2 separate regions of the Homo sapiens genome follow, and region 1 is linked to region 2. Evidence: chromatin contacts called from ENCODE Hi-C or POLR2A ChIA-PET data. All regions are on one chromosome and are shown on one strand. The core of a region is the stretch at or near the end of the contact, and the rest is flanking DNA. Distances in the headings are between cores, read along the strand shown. Region 1 overlaps LOC105378741 (a long non-coding RNA gene). Region 2 has its middle 280 kb from the start of MIR4422.

Evidence for each region. Hi-C counts contacts between places; a loop is a spot of excess contacts on that map. ChIA-PET counts read pairs that join two places held with the same protein, here RNA polymerase II (POLR2A).
Region 1: a loop to region 2 is called in a map of IMR-90, with 2.2 times the contacts of the local background. The contact joins two enhancer-like sites. A Hi-C loop is called at or near these places in 1 of 168 maps with a recorded cell type or tissue (IMR-90). POLR2A ChIA-PET finds 5 or more read pairs at or near these places in 1 of 52 experiments (HepG2).

The regions. Positions count from the first base shown.
Region 1 is chr1:56,066,115-56,070,626 of GRCh38, reverse strand. All of the region lies in intron 2 of LOC105378741 (a long non-coding RNA gene), which reads left to right. LOC124904591 (a long non-coding RNA gene) reads right to left here. Exons shown (of 2, transcript XR_007067031.1): 2 at 112-327. Among named protein-coding and RNA genes, the nearest start is that of LINC01755, 120 kb to the right of the region's middle. Within about 2 kb of position 2,251, at least 5 of the 41 ENCODE cell types and tissues checked have a DNase peak (open chromatin) inside an H3K27ac peak, as active enhancers do.
Region 2 is chr1:55,505,464-55,509,909 of GRCh38, reverse strand. No RefSeq gene overlaps it. Among named protein-coding and RNA genes, the nearest start is that of MIR4422, 280 kb to the right of the region's middle. RefSeq lists an enhancer at 1,568-1,737. Within about 2 kb of position 2,974, at least 6 of the 41 ENCODE cell types and tissues checked have a DNase peak (open chromatin) inside an H3K27ac peak, as active enhancers do.

The DNA of each region.
Region 1 (4,512 bases), core at 1,002-3,501, 560 kb before region 2:
TGTAAATATGAAGATGAGTTTAATAAACTTCTATTTTATCCAGGATTGCTTATGTCCAGTGTGTGGGTTGTTTAGATACAAAATCACTTCCAAATAATTAAACAAACTGGGTTAGGGCATACAAGTTAGCATTTTATTGTTGTTGAGTGGATAATTGATGGGGGATTGACCTGAGGCTCATCTGCCCTCAATTAGCAAAGCATACAAGTTTCCAGGGCTGTGGTCACTCATTCAAAAGCAAAGGTGCCCAATTTGTAATGGTGGAGAATAGTATACTCTGCATCCATCCCTCAACTTCTTCCTTTATATCCTGGAGGACATGGATGCCTGAAGAAAACCATGGTAGTGTTAGGAAGGAGACACAGGAAAGATTGATACCATTCCTAGTTCTAAAGATAAATCTCAATTAATCTAAGCCAATAAACAAGTGACATTTCCCCCATGGTCAGTGATTTAGTAGTGACCTGTAATAAAGATAAAGGAAAAGACTTATATTCCATTATTGAGGAAAATACTTTTCCTTCTCTTTCTCAGTGATGACAACAAAGAAGCATCTAGTCCCAATTGATATTGGCATCCATGTTACATTCTCAAGGGGGACCAGCTTTAGGATGAGGCCAGTGTTTTGGATGGCTGAATGCAGAGATGGAAAAAGCCAAAATGCTTGATTATACTATTGAGCCACTGATTGTGCTATGCCTTCTGAGTTCCTAGAGCTCCTCCTAGAGCTATTGCATTTCCTTATTCTTTAAGCCAGTCTGAGTTTCTATTGCGTGCAGCTGAAAGCATCCTAACTGATAGGGAGCAATGACAAAATTTGCTTCCTGAGGTTCCATCAATTTATTGAACCATATACTCATGGTATTTTCAAAGATGGAGAATCTTAAGTTTGTTTTCATGGTTTTTTCGTATCCAGCTGTCACTACACTCACAGTGATTTTCTAAAACAAAAACTGCTGATAACACTCCCTGGCTTCTTGATATAGCCCCTGCTACCCTTCCAGCTCCATCTCTCATCAAGCCCACCAGCCCTCTCCCAAAGTCCTATTATTCTAAAGCACCATACTTTCATCTCTGGCCTTGCTCCTGCTCTTTCCACTGCCTGTAACAATCTCCTTCACTACCTCCTTCCCCACACTCACCCTCCATCAAATCTTGGCTTAGGCATGACTTCCCTTGGGAATCTGTCCCTTCCTTACTCCTCCTAATACTCTTCCAAGACCCCATTCATCCCCCATCAGAGCATTTTTCACACTACATGGAAATGACACTCATTTCTCTTGGACTGTGGATCCAGTGAAGGCAGGAAACACCTGTTTTGTTTATAGTTTTGTCCCTAGGACTTAACATATAGTTGGTATTACACAAAATATTCATTGAAAAATTATGAACTAATTACTTAAATCTATTCAAATATTCCTTCACTGCCTAGTGCCCAATTTGCCTTAGTATGGCTTTTAATGATCTGGCCCTGACTTCCTGTCCAGATCTCTCTCCTATTACTCACCCCTAAATTTCTTATTTAAAGTGCACTGATTCATGCATCCTCTGCTGTTTCATATCTCAGTGCCAATGACAGGCATTTTGTTACGTCCTGAAACTGGCCACTGTTGTGTAGTTCTTCTTCTTTAGGTTGAGATGTTGTTGTGAATTAGTGATATGAATAAAAGTTGAATTCTACACAGCATCTTCTCAGTTGTATGACATTGGGTGGTGTAATTAAACTCTCATCTAAAATATGAGAGGGAAATTGTACCCAATTGGCTGTTGTGAGGATAAATGAAGAAATGAATGAGAAGTCACCTGGTACAATACTCCTTGTGCCAAGTTGTTGGAATAACCCTCTCTGCTGAATCATTGTTGAACTCTGCCCTCTAGTCTTAGAATGAACCACTAATTTAAAACTACTAATTTATTGCTCTGAAAAAGTAAAATCAAAGAATAAAAATTGAGCATGAGTCTGGACTTGAAAAGAAAGTATCTGAGAAATTATAAAGTGGCCTTGCTGAGTCTCTATTCTCTGCTTTAAAGCCGGGAGAGTTTCGGGTTAGTGAGAATGCTGTTTGGGGTTAGTGGGAGTACTGTTTCTGAATTTATTTGGTTTGGCTAAAATGGTTACTTCGCTATGGCTGAACCTGCAATTTCCAGGAAGTAACTGAGTTCTTGCAGCTTCAATAACAATTGTGGAGCCCACAGGGCAATCCTTCAAAGCCTGATGAGAGCACCATGGCAAGTGTTTAGTGGTGCCTTTAAGATGCTGCTGGGCAACAGCTGAAGTGCTAGGTGGAAGCCCATTAAAGGCTTTCCTGACTGCTGGGGGGTGGGAAGAAAACACGCTACATTTACAGAATGAGCTGGATTCGATATTCTTACAACTCCTTCCCATATTCCTGGATCTTATTCCTCGACCACCCTCCTAATTTCTGATGCCTGACTTCTGCTCTATGCCTCTGTGGTCTGGGGCATCCTACCACCCTGAATAGCAATCAACCTTTTCTAGAGACATCTTGGAGGGGTAGAGGAGGGGAAGAAGACAGCTTTAAGAAAGAGGTGAAGAGATTAGATGCTGCCTCTAAACAGGACTTTTTCCTTCAATTAAATGTCTTCATTTTGGGGGGTTTAGTTTAGTTTTGTTTTTTCTTTTTAGACCCCATCCAATGACCTATCATAAATGTCTTCATTGAATAGCAGGGAAAATGTATGCTTTGAAACCAGAGAACTGGGTTTGAATCTAGGGCTCATCTACATACTAACTATAACATTTTAAACCTCAGCTTTCTCATCTATAAAATGGGATAAATTTGTCTTGCAGTTTTTCTGGTAATGAAATGAGATCCTAGATGCAAAACATCTAGCTGAGAGCAGACTGCTTAGCAGAGTTCAACAAAAATGACTCTCTTGCTAATCTTTTATCATTATTGGAAAGTATATGTTTCTTGTAAACTGATTTTGATCACCTCAGTCAGAGTGTGATGGGAAGACAAGTTCTCTTTGGATCGGACTTACAACATGCAAGGGAAAAGACATATAATCCAGCAAGTATCAGAATCATAAGCATTTCACATTTTGACCTTTCTGAAAGCTTTATGAGTGTGTCGAACACAATAATTTAGACTGTCAAGATCTAGATCAACATTCCTCGTTGTGGATGGAATGGAGCTAAGGGTGAAGGTGAGAGGTGGGAATGAGCTCTTCATGGGTGAAGGGTAAGAGTGAGCTTAGAAACAATGATTAAATGGGTAGAGAGAATGACAAGTAAATGTAGAAGTGGGCTCATGATGATGTCTTGAGACTCAGTTTCCTCATTTATAAAACAAAGAGGTGAGATGAGATTGGGATTTTCTAACTGTGTACTGCCAAATTGCTTATGTTTTCTTCATGGGATTCAAGGAGAGAGACTACAAAAGGAAAGACAGAGAAGGGAGAAATTGAATACAATCATTCTTGCTAAGAAGCAGGAAGGGGCAGGATAAAGGGAGTGATATTTCATGCCTTTGGTCCATAGACTCGTGCTAATGGTTAAGGTCTTCTCCAGCTCTTTTCTTTCTCCTCTTTTCCTTCTCCTTTTTCCTTTTCTCCTTCTTCTTTGTGGAAATTAAGAAACAACAAATAATGACGTTTGCAAGCAGAATGAGCTCAGCTCCATAAACATTGGTGGAGCAGCTACGAGCAGTTATTGTACTAAGTGCTGAGGATATAAAGATGATTAGAATATGGTTCATGACTCCAGTGAACCCTACAGTCTAGTTGGAGAGACAGATGCAATATATGGTAATTTTAATATAATGTGATGAGTTCTGTGACAGGGGAAGCCCAGGGCTGTGGAAGCCTTGGGGAAGCAACGTGGTCACAGATGTCAGGGAAGATGTCTCCATAGAGGTGATCCCTATGCTGAGACTTGAAGGATGAATAGGAGTTAGCCCTTCAAGAAGAGGTGAAGGACAATGTACCTGCTCAGAGCAATTACCCTAGCCATCCTGGTTTATTCCTCCAAATCACTCCCAGGACAGAAACATGGAAATCATTCCAAATCATTGGCTTGGGATGGTTTATTTTGGACGTGCTCAGCACTGAGTACATATTTTTCTAGGATTTGTGAGGAGATGGATTTCCATGTGTGCTGTGCTTCAGGGTGTCTCCTCGGGGTGTTTATTTACTGTGCTTTATTCCATAACCTAGCGGGGTGTCACAGCTGGAGGCAGCTGGTGGTAAATAAATAGCTTCCATTACCCAATCCCATCACCATCCTCCATCCTGCTTCAAAAACAGGGTCTCAGCCCATGGGTTCCTCTGCCCTCAAATCCACTGCAAAGTGTCAAAGCCCTGCAGAGTTGTATGAGTGTTTCCTTATAAAAATGTATTAAGAGGTAAAGCAAAGGACACTGTAGAGCACCATGGAATTCAGACTCCGAGAGAAGATAGGCTTTATTAGGAAAACTTGTTTCCTAATTAACCTTATTACATAGGTTCCTTGATAGAAAAAGACACAAACAAACAAATCAAACTTCTCAT
Region 2 (4,446 bases), core at 1,725-4,224:
GTAAAATGGGTTGGATAATCCCAGCTTGTACCGTATAAGAGTTTTGCATCAAAATTACACAAGATAATGTACGTGGGCACAGTTTAAACTACAACATTGTGTGCCATTGGGAGGGAGTCTCTTAATAATCTTTTAGTCTGTTTTTAATCTTCAAGCCTGTAGGTCACCTGCCAACACACTTTGCCAAGAATTCCTTAAGATACCATCTGAAATGCTTCACCTAAATCCAAAATTCTAGGAGGCTTTCGTAAGAAGATTGGCAACCAGAGAATTCTCCAGTGCTTGTCCAGGAGAGTCTTATCTTAAACCACCTTTGCTGTTCCCTACAAAATGTTGACCATGTAAGGACAGAAGGGGAAGGAATACAGTCCATCATTCAGTATCCAGGGAGGATTGGTTCCAGGAACCACCCACAGATACCAAAATCCACAGATGTTCAAACCCCTTATATCAAATGGCATAGTGTTTGCATAGAATCTATGCACATCCTCCTGTATACTTTAAATCATCTCTAGATTACTTATAATACCTAGTTAAGTGTAAATGTTATGTAAATGGTTGTTATTCACTATTAGTTGTTTATTTGTATTTTCTTGTTATATTGTTTTTTTGTTTTTTTCCAAATATTTTTTATTTGTTGTTGGTTGACTCCTCAGACAAGAAACCCATGGACATGTAATTAAGCATCTGTAATTAATGCAATTAATTACATGACTGTAATTAATGCAATTAATTACATGACTGTAATTAATGCAATTAATTACATGACTGTAATTAATGCAATTAATTACATGACTGTAATTAATGCAATTAATTACATGACTGTAATTAATGCAATTAATTACATGACTGTAATTAATATGGTACATAATTATTCTCTTTATCATAAATTATCACTTCAAATACTAATATTGTCAAATTATTATCATTCTCTTTGCCATAAAAGCTAATCTTTTGTATTTTTAATTTGGATGTGGGATCTTGACAGGTGGGGTCATGCATAAATGAAATTGTATTTGAACATCCACACATGTTGCATACAGAACCTTGGACCCGTGCCCAGGCAATTCTTTCATGTGCTGCCATCCAAGAGGAGGTCTCATTTGAAAACTAACAACTGATATTCCTTCACCATCCAAGTGTAAACAGAACTCTGATCCAAGAACTTGCTATTGTGCATCTCTGGTGGGCATTAGCCCATGTTGAAAAATTCATCATGACTGGTGGTCACAGTGTTAGAAAAAAAATTATTATTTTTCTGTCCTCAAACCCTCAAAATAAGAGTAGGCATTCCATAAATGAAATCAATAAGTATGTGAAGCGCACTTTACAAATTTTTCTCTGATTCTCATAATGCCACCACAAAGTAGTTATTATTGTACCCATTTTACAGGTGAGAATGGTTGTAGGGTTGTCTTGAAGTAACTTTGGGCATCAATAGTGACAGAACCGAGAATGGGCTAGATGTTTATCATCACAACTCAGCAAATATTGTTTCAGTGTCAACCATGTAAAAAGTCACTTTAAGGCCAGGCGTGGTGGCTCACACCTGTAATCCCAGCACTTTGGGAGGCCAAAGCGGGCAGATCACTTGGGCCCAGGAGTTCCAGACCAGGCTGGGCAACATGGCAAAACCCCATCTCTACTAAAAATACAAAAATTAGCCAGGTATGGTGGTGCACCTGCAATCCCAGCTACTTGGGAGACTGAGGCACGAGCATTGCTTGAACCCAGGTGGTGGAGGCTGCAGTGAGCCGAGATTATGCCACTCCAGCCTGGGCAACAGAGGAGGACTCTGTATTCAAAAAAACAAAGTCTCTTTATTAAGATTGAAGATATGAGGATGAAACAAAACAAGTTTAGTCATTGCACTTGTGGAACTCACAGCTTGGAGGTGAAAACAGGTTCATCAGATTTACAATCACTTCTTTGTTGTGTAAGGGAGAGAGGTAACATAGTGCAAAAGGAGTTGACCTGGGTTGAGGTGGGGAAGAGAAGTAGGGTAGTCACAGCACAGCGGGAGTAAAATAGGGTCAGGGGAGTTTAGAGGGTAGAACTTTGCAGGCAGAGAGAGCAGAGAGGAGCAATTCAGGGCATAGGAGAGAGTAAAGGAGAAGCAGCAGGAGGGGTGGATCATGAGGGTGGGGAGCTGGGCAGAGCTGTCCAAGGGCTCCACCTCCATCCTGACACCTCCAAAGGGCCTCTTCAAGGTCTTCTCTGGGGACAGACATGCACAGATTAATGTGCCCCAACTTGCTTCTTACCCGCATTTATCCTCCTCACTGCAGCCTCAGTGGACATAATGCAATTCATTGCAAGGTGGTCCATGGTCCAAGTCAGGGATGTTGGTGCCCAGGTGTGGGCTGTGACGGTGGAGATGGGGAAGAGTGGATGAATTCAGGGATCCTGAGGAGGCAGCAGGACTCTGAAGCCACAGAAAAGCCCCAGCCTACTGCTGCCAGGGCACTGATGGGGGATGTTACGGAGATGAGGAATGAAGAGCAGGAGAAGGGCAAGGGGGAGTCCCAAGCCAGGGTGTCGGCCTGAATTACATTGTTTGCCAATGTGTACTTTTTTCTTTTCTTGTTCTTTCCTTTTATTTTTTCAATCATATGCATATGATACAAACTATTATCTTTTAAAAGTTTATACAGGATTGTAACCCTGTTTTATATATGGGAAAAGGCTGACTCCCTGTGGGTTTTCTGTATTTTCATATTGACATAATTCAAACAATGTGATGAATCAACTCTCTGTAATTTCTGAAGCTGGACTCAGAGAAGCTGAGTTTTATGGAAACTTTATTGAGCTGTGCCCTGGGGCTGGGTGGCAATCCTTGGGGAAAAGGGTATTTGGGGGTAGGATTTACACACTGTTCACTGTGTTCCGGAGCATTCTTCCCTCCAGAAATTAACATGAATGTTGTATGGCATATGAGGAAAACTTAGGGGTTAAGTGACTTGCTTATGGACACCCAGCTGGTAGGTGGTAGAATCTGCTAACTCCAAGTCCAGGGCTCCTTCCCTGAAGGTGTGCCCCTCCCAGGAACAGATGACACAAACCCGGCTCTGAGGAAGGAGGAGGCTTCTGGGGTATTTTTCCTGTCTCTCCAGCTTTTCCAGGCTGTTTATTTAACCTGAGTGGGTCTCTTCACTGCGCCTGAGCATCCCCTTTCCCAGGCACATTAAGGAGCAAGCAGGGGCTGCTCCCCTTGGAATCCATTTTCTCTTCTGATAAAGACCTTCCCAAGTTGGCAGACAGAGCATCAGGCTTCTAGCCCTGACTCCAGGGCCAGTGTTCTTCTCCCACTCCCCACAGCTTCAGTGAGATAATTCAACTGATGAACAAAGGAATCATGTGTTCAACCTAAGAGTCTCTTCCAAATCTAAGCAGATAAGAGGGAATATTCAAATCTTAGACTCTCAAAGGCAGCTAGGGGATTTGATCTTCCTTTTCTGGAATAGGTCGGCATTACTATCCATTTTACACATGAAGAAAAAGAGATTTGGGAAATGTGAGTAATTTGCCTGGGATATTTAGTAACATGGTCAGGATTTGAACCCAAGTTTCAGCTGTAAGAGTCCCCAGCACAGTCTTCAGCAATAGTAGGTGTTCAAGATGTTTGTTCCCTTGCATGCTTCCAACTCTCTGCTGATCCTGCCCCTTCTCTGGAAAGTAGACACCTATCGGCATTTTTCCAGAGTGAAAGCAGCTGTTCCCTGGGTACCTGTGCCTTTGTCTCAAAGTTGTGCCATAAGTATACCTCTAAGGAATTAACAAGCCCGCATATGGTATAGGGTAGATGGGAGGCTGCACTAAGGTGGCATAAAAGATTTTTAATAGAGCTTTACAGGAGTGAACCCTCTGGCCAGGCAGGGTAGGGAGTGAGGCAGAGGATTGGGGTGGAAAGATGAGCAGATCTGACAGGTGGACAGTCAGCTCTGATGGAGAAAGAGGAGCTAAGAAAAAGCCACAGCCTCCACGGGAGAGTGCTGAGCTCAGATCCTGGTGCTGGGACTCACCATGTGACCCAGGGCAAGTTCCTTCCCTCATGAAACTTACCTATGCATTAACGAATCTGCATGTAAGAAAATGTTCTAAAAGCAGACATGAGAAAGGGAAGAGGGAGGAGGAGAGGAAGAATGGATTGGTTCAATCAGTGCAGGTTCACAGTGAGGCCAGAAGATCATCCCCACTCCATACCTCCTCCCACCCTGTACCCTGTGAGCAGATAGCAAACAGGCATCCCCTTGCCCCCACACTGACCATGCACACTCAATAGTTGTGCATAGGCTGTTCTTGCTAACAGGAAAGGTTTTTGTTCTCTTCTCTGCCTGGAAAACTCATAATCCATTTTTCAGGTCTCAGGTCATGTCACCTCCTCCATGAAGTCTTCCTTGACTCCTCTCTCACCTCCACCCACCCTCAGACACTCATACCTTTGAG